2 separate regions of the Homo sapiens genome follow, and region 2 is linked to region 1. Evidence: read pairs that join two places in POLR2A ChIA-PET (ENCODE). Cell type or tissue: endothelial cell of umbilical vein. All regions are shown on one strand. Links, peaks and the distances in the headings refer to the core of each region. The heading gives the core; the rest is flanking DNA. Region 1 holds the start of LINC02363 (long intergenic non-protein coding RNA 2363). Region 2 overlaps PRIMPOL (primase and DNA directed polymerase).

What was found. Peaks named below come from ENCODE experiments on the same cell type or tissue, not always from the same donor. Only the 100,000 strongest peaks of a DNase experiment are listed, where the experiment ranks them.
Region 2: POLR2A ChIA-PET joins it to region 1 with 7 read pairs; 5 of 35 experiments call an interaction of 5 or more read pairs at or near these places.

The regions. Positions count from the first base shown.
Region 1 is chr4:184,353,953-184,356,868 of GRCh38, reverse strand. It overlaps LINC02363 (long intergenic non-protein coding RNA 2363), which reads left to right and starts at 2,892. Exons shown (of 3, transcript NR_040108.1): 1 at 2,892-2,916. RefSeq lists an enhancer at 2,822-2,891. In endothelial cell of umbilical vein, for the core only: no CTCF peak of the experiment used is centred there; a DNase peak (open chromatin) is centred at 1,468; H3K27ac peaks cover 1,494 bases.
Region 2 is chr4:184,653,768-184,656,683 of GRCh38, reverse strand. The region is part of intron 2 of PRIMPOL (primase and DNA directed polymerase); the gene reads right to left. Among named protein-coding and RNA genes, the nearest start is that of PRIMPOL, 5.5 kb to the right of the region's middle. In endothelial cell of umbilical vein, for the core only: no CTCF peak of the experiment used is centred there; no DNase peak of the experiment used is centred there.

The DNA.
Region 1 (2,916 bases), core at 112-2,611:
GTGTAAGTGACATGGTGGCCAAAGGTTGGATGTTCATCAGGGAATTCTGCTCCCCTTCTCTGTTGCTGGGAAGTGGCTGCTCAGCCAGAGAAGATGTTTTCAAGAGACACCTGCATCTACTTAATAATTTGGGCCAGGTGACAGTTCTGGCCATGGGAAGCTAGGAGGAAGTGATGTATGACACTTCCACACCTGGCCCACAAAACGCTCCGGCCCATCCTTTGCTCTCTGATCCTATCTGTTGGCAGCAGTGCTGGGGACATGCCCGTAGGATGGCAGAGCCTGTCTCGGCATAGGCTCCACAGGATTGTCTGGCACGTCCCTCATTCTTGCCTTGCGCCAATTCCTGCATGAGTGGGAAGTGAATTTCTATTGTGTTTCATCACTGAGGTTTGGGGCTTTTGTGTGGTAGAAGCCACGTTACCTTAATTCAAGGTGATTTGTGATTCACTTTCTCCAGAATGTCAGCCCAGGCATGCTGGAGATTTGGCTCTGTAGTGACCAGATAATTGAGGGTATCTGGTAGGGGATTACCCCAGGTAAGACCAAGTTACTTTGAGCCAACACTCAGTACCTGTTGACACATTTCAGGACAAGAAGGAAGCTTGACGTTTAAAAGTTAATCCTGTGGCCTTGATGCTGAGTGAATTTATAATGCAGAATAAGCCCCAAAAAGAGACATCTATTTACTACAAATTTTTATTATTTACTTATTGTTATTATCTTTTGAGACAGGGTCTGCTTTTGTCACCTAGGCTGGAGTACAGTGGCATAATCACGACTCACTGCAGGCTTGACCTCCCTGCCTTAAATGATCCTCCCACCTCAGCCTCCTGAGTATCTGGGACTACAGGCTGGCTAATTTTTAAACTTTTTGTAGAGACAGGTTTTCACCACGTTGTCCAGGCTGGTCTCAAACTCCTGGACTCAAATGATCCACCCACCTCGGCTTCCCCAAGTGCTAGGATTACAGGCGTGAGCCATCGTGCCCAGCCTACTACAAATTTTAAAGGCTCTTTCTTGGAATTTCATTATCCAAGTAAACATTTTGGGAGTTACCTGCTCCATAATTATTTATTGATAGATTTATTTAACTGGAAAAGAAACACCAAGGCCTTTATATTCCCCATCCTAGTTTATGCAAAATTGGTTAGATGTCTTAAGCAAAGAAAAAAATAGTCCTAACAACCACTTGAATTTCTAAATGCCTTAAACAATACCTATAGGCTACTAAACTGGCCAGATAATATTACAAAATTGGCTGTGCTGTGTTTTTCATTTCAACCCTTTCTCTGTAAGGAAGGGTCCCCAGAAAAGAACAGTTCACTTTCACTTCAGTAACTGGTGGAGATTATCCTCCCTTCCTTTTTCAGACTGTCCCATAGACTTCTTGCACTGGGAAATTTGCCAAGTTCCTCACATTTTAGCCACATAAGGCAAAACTCACCGGAAACATGCATTTCCCTTCTCTTCCAGCAACAATGACTTTACCCAGAGTCACCAGGAAGTCCTGTCCACTGTCAGCTGTGCAGTATGTGTGTGTGTGTGTGTGTGTGTTTCACCCAAAATGTGGCATGAAACAGACTTACATAAAAAACAACAGAAAGGCCTTTTTGCAGCACTGCTTGGAAACCCCCATCCTGCTTGATAAGCCTTCTTCGCTGTGTTGCCCCTGCAGGGGCCACTCCTGCCTAAGCTGGGTGGTGGTCCCCCACCTCACCTGTGGGCAGCTCATCCTGGAGGACACAGCATGGGTGAGGGGGTGCCTATTCTCAGTTGTCCCTAGGCACAAAAATTCTGCTACTTTTCTTTTTTAGGAAAGTGATTCCCTTCCAGAAAATATTTTTTTCTTGCTTCAAGTAGAATACTTTTTTTTTTTTTTTTTTAAATACAGGGTCTCACTGTGTCACCCCGGCTGGAGTGTAGTGGCACCATCACGGCTCACTGCAGCCTTGGCCTCCTCAGGCTCAAGTGATCCTCCTTTCTCAGCCTCCTGAGTAGCTGGGGCTATAGGTGAGCACAACCACTCTCAGTTAATTTTTGTATTTTTTGTAGAGATGGGGTTTTGCCGTGTTGCCCAGGCTGGTCTTGAACTCCTGGACTCAAGCGATCTACCCACTTCGACCTCACAAAATGAGGGCTTACAGGTGTGAGCCACTGCACCCGGCCAGCACTCTCAGAATTGATCCTTGTCATGTTCCTCTCACCCATCACTGTAGCTGAAGCCCTGGAGAAGCCACTGATTACCCTCTAATCGTCCTAGGTGTTGGTTTCTCTGTTAACATAATGTCTATAATCGGAACTCTTAACCAGGAAAACTTCCCAAACAATATAAATTCAGTGAAAATATGTGCACTGCTCATACCTGGTTCCCCCGGTACTGTTGCTGCATAAGAAGTCACCCCTTAATTTAGTGGTTTAAAAAGATCATCTTATTTATGCTCTCAGAGTCTGTGGGTTTGGAATTTATTTTATTTTATTTAATTAATTAATTAATTAATTATTTAAGATGGAGTCTCACTCTGTCACCCAGGCTGGAGTGCAATGGCACGATCTCCGCTCACTGCAACCTCTGCCTCCTGGGTTCAAGCGATTTTCCTGCCTCAGCCTCTTGAGTAGCTGAGATTACAGGCAAGTGCCACCATGCCCGGCTAATTTTTTTCTATTTTTAGTAGAGACGGGGTTTCACCATATTGGTCAGGCTGGTCTTGCACTCTTGACCTCGTGATCCGCCTGCCTCAGCCTCCCAAAGTGCTGGGATTACAGGCATGAGCCACCACACCTGGCGGGTTTGGAATTTAGACAGCAGGAGTGGCTTGTCTCTGCTGCATGACAGCTGGGGCTGTGACCACTGTGGGTAACGCAGCAGCTGGGGTGTATTATGGTCTAACGGCTCCTTTCCTTATATGTCTAACC
Region 2 (2,916 bases), core at 263-2,762, 300 kb before region 1:
GCTATGACCTTGTCCACCCATTCTTGTGCTATTATTTCTCAGTGTAGAATTCATTTCTAGATACCAATGTACAGCTCTTAGTTCCCTTTTCCTCTGTTTCTGTCCATGTCTCCTCTTCTCTCTCAACACAACTTTTAGTTGGGCTAGTTTTGGATGTCTGTAGTAATGGATGATTTTTCTTTCTATATAATACTTCCATGTCAACCACGCCAGAGTAAGGGGGCCAGGCAATAATTTTCCAATTTGGGATTATAATTCATTTACAAAAGAAAAAGAATAGGTTTTTAGAAGAGTGGGAAAACTTTCACTCTAGATTAAAAACAGCCAAATCAGCCACAAACCCCTTGCCATTTTTCCCATCAAGAGATGGCACCTAAACTCACTCTCGTACTGACTCTCAGCTTGGCCATATGACTTGTTTTGGGCCAACATCACATTGACAAAAGTGAAGCAAGCAGAGGTTTAACGAGTGCCTTTGCAGCAGACTTGGTTATCCCAGAGTCCTGCCCTGAGATTGCCATGCCATAACTCTAGCCTCATAGAGGATGAAAGCCCACATGGAAAAGAACCAAGGAATTGCAGCCAACAGCCAGCATAAGCAGTCTGATATGTGAGCTGGGCCATTCCGGACATCCAGCCGTCATCTGAATTCAACGCATTAGTAAGCCTGAGTCCCAGAGAGACCTATCAAACTGCCCAGCCAACCCACAGAGCTATAAGAAAAAAATAAATTTGGTTGTTTTGTCTTTTTTAAGCCAGTAAGTTTGGGGCTGGCTTTGACATAGAAATAGGTAATTAATAGAGTTCCTCTCTTCATTAATATCATCTCTGCCATAATTTACCTATGTGGAAAACAGATATATTGGGGCTTTTTTGAAGTGAAATAATATGTACTAAATCATTTAACAGTGAAGTCCTATTTCTTTGGTAACACATTTGTGCTTATTGAGTTGATAAACATTGTCTTGAATTTTAGCAGAAAACTTTGCAGCAACACAAACTCATTGGCAAATGAGTATTTCCTGGAAGGAAAACCAGAATCTCCCTAAAAGATTAAGAAAGGGGGCCAGGCGCGGTGGCTCCTGCCTGTATTCCCAGCACTTTGGGACGCTGAGGCGGGTGGATCATGAGGTCATGAGTTCGAGACCAGCCTGACCAAGATGGTGAAACCCCGTCTCTACTAAAAATACAAAAATTAGCTGGGCATGGTGGTGGGCACCTATAATCCCAACTACTCGGGAGGCTGAGGCAAGAGAATAGTTTGAACCAGGAGTGGAGGTGCCAGTGAGCCGAGATCGCACCACTGCACTCCAGCCTGGGTGACAGGGCAAGACTCCATCTCAAAAAAAAAAAAAAAAAGATTACGAGAGGGTAGACCAGGCGCCGTGGTTCATGCCTGTAATCCCAGCACTTTGGGAGGCAGAGGAGGGCGGATTACCTGAGGTCAGGAGTTCGAGACCAGCCTGACCAATATGGTGAAACCCCGTCTCTACTAAAAATACAAAAATTAGCCAGGCGTGGTGGCGGGCACCTGTAATCCCAAATACTTGGGAGGCTGAGACAGGAAAATTGCTTGAACCCAGGAGGCAGAGATTGCAGTGAGCTGAAATTATGACACTGCACTCTAGCCTCCTGAGTAGCTGGGACTACTCCATCTCAAAAGAAAAGAAAAAAAAAAGGGATAGTACATCATGACCTTGTTAGAAAAAAAACAAAGGCATATTATCCGCAGATTTCAAATTTGACATCAATCGTAACAGACCTAAGAAAGATATTCTCTCAGAGTTATACCTAATCCACATATAAAGTATATACTAGGAAACAGAAATATAATTCTAAAGGTACTAACATAAATTTCATAACAGGTATGCTTAGGGAAAATATCAATTCACTGGATGGAGGAGATGAAGCAATTTTTTTAAAAACTGCTTCAGCCGGGCGCGGTGGCTCACGCTTGTAATCCCAGCACTTTCGGAGGCCAAGGCAGGCGGATCACAAGGTCAGGAGATCGAGACCATCCTGGCTAACACAGTGAAACCCTGTCTCTACTAAAAATACAAAACAAATTAGCTGGGCGTGGTGGTGGGTGCCTGTAGTCCCAGCTACTCAGGAGGCTGAGGCAGGAGAATGGCGTGAACCCGGGAGGCAGAGCTTGCAGTGAGCCAAGATCGTGCCACTGCACTCTAGCCTGGGCAACGGAGCGAGACTCTGTCTCAAAAAAAAAAAAAAACTGCTTTAACTTGTCAATACAAAGTGATATGGCTCCTTATTGCTAGATTCTGAGTATTCAGTTACTTTGATCTGCTTCACGTGCAGCTAAAAATCTGCTATACTTAGATAAACCTAATTGAGAAACTGACTTTCTATCATGAAGTTTATTAACTTTTAACAAAGTCCATTGATTATTAGTGAAGAAAATAAATACAGAATGCAATCACATCTGAATCTAGCTAGTATCTACCAATAACTGACTACAAATGACTATGTGGATATTCGTACTTCGTGACACTGAAATTTTATCATGAAAAATTGTTTGATTTTGTAAAAGTCTTGGTAGGACCACGGGAGTATGTCATACAGGAACATCATGGAGTCACAATGAAAAAACAGCTTAAGACTCACTGAACTGGGGAAACCATGAGCATCAACAGAAGAAGAAAGAGAAGTTCAGTATATGTCATGCCCCCTTCATATCTGCACAGCTTGAAAATTTTAACAGCTGGGTTGAGCATCAGAAGACAACTGGGGCTTGGTGTAGTCCAGCAGGAGGGTTGAATTACAAAAAGCAAAGGAAATGGAGAACAGTAAGGCATCTGGCATTCTGGTTTGGGACTATCACATTCCTCATCCCTCCCCTCTGGGGGAATATGTCACCATATTAGAAATGCTTTTCATTCCCGGTGGTGAAAGAGTGTT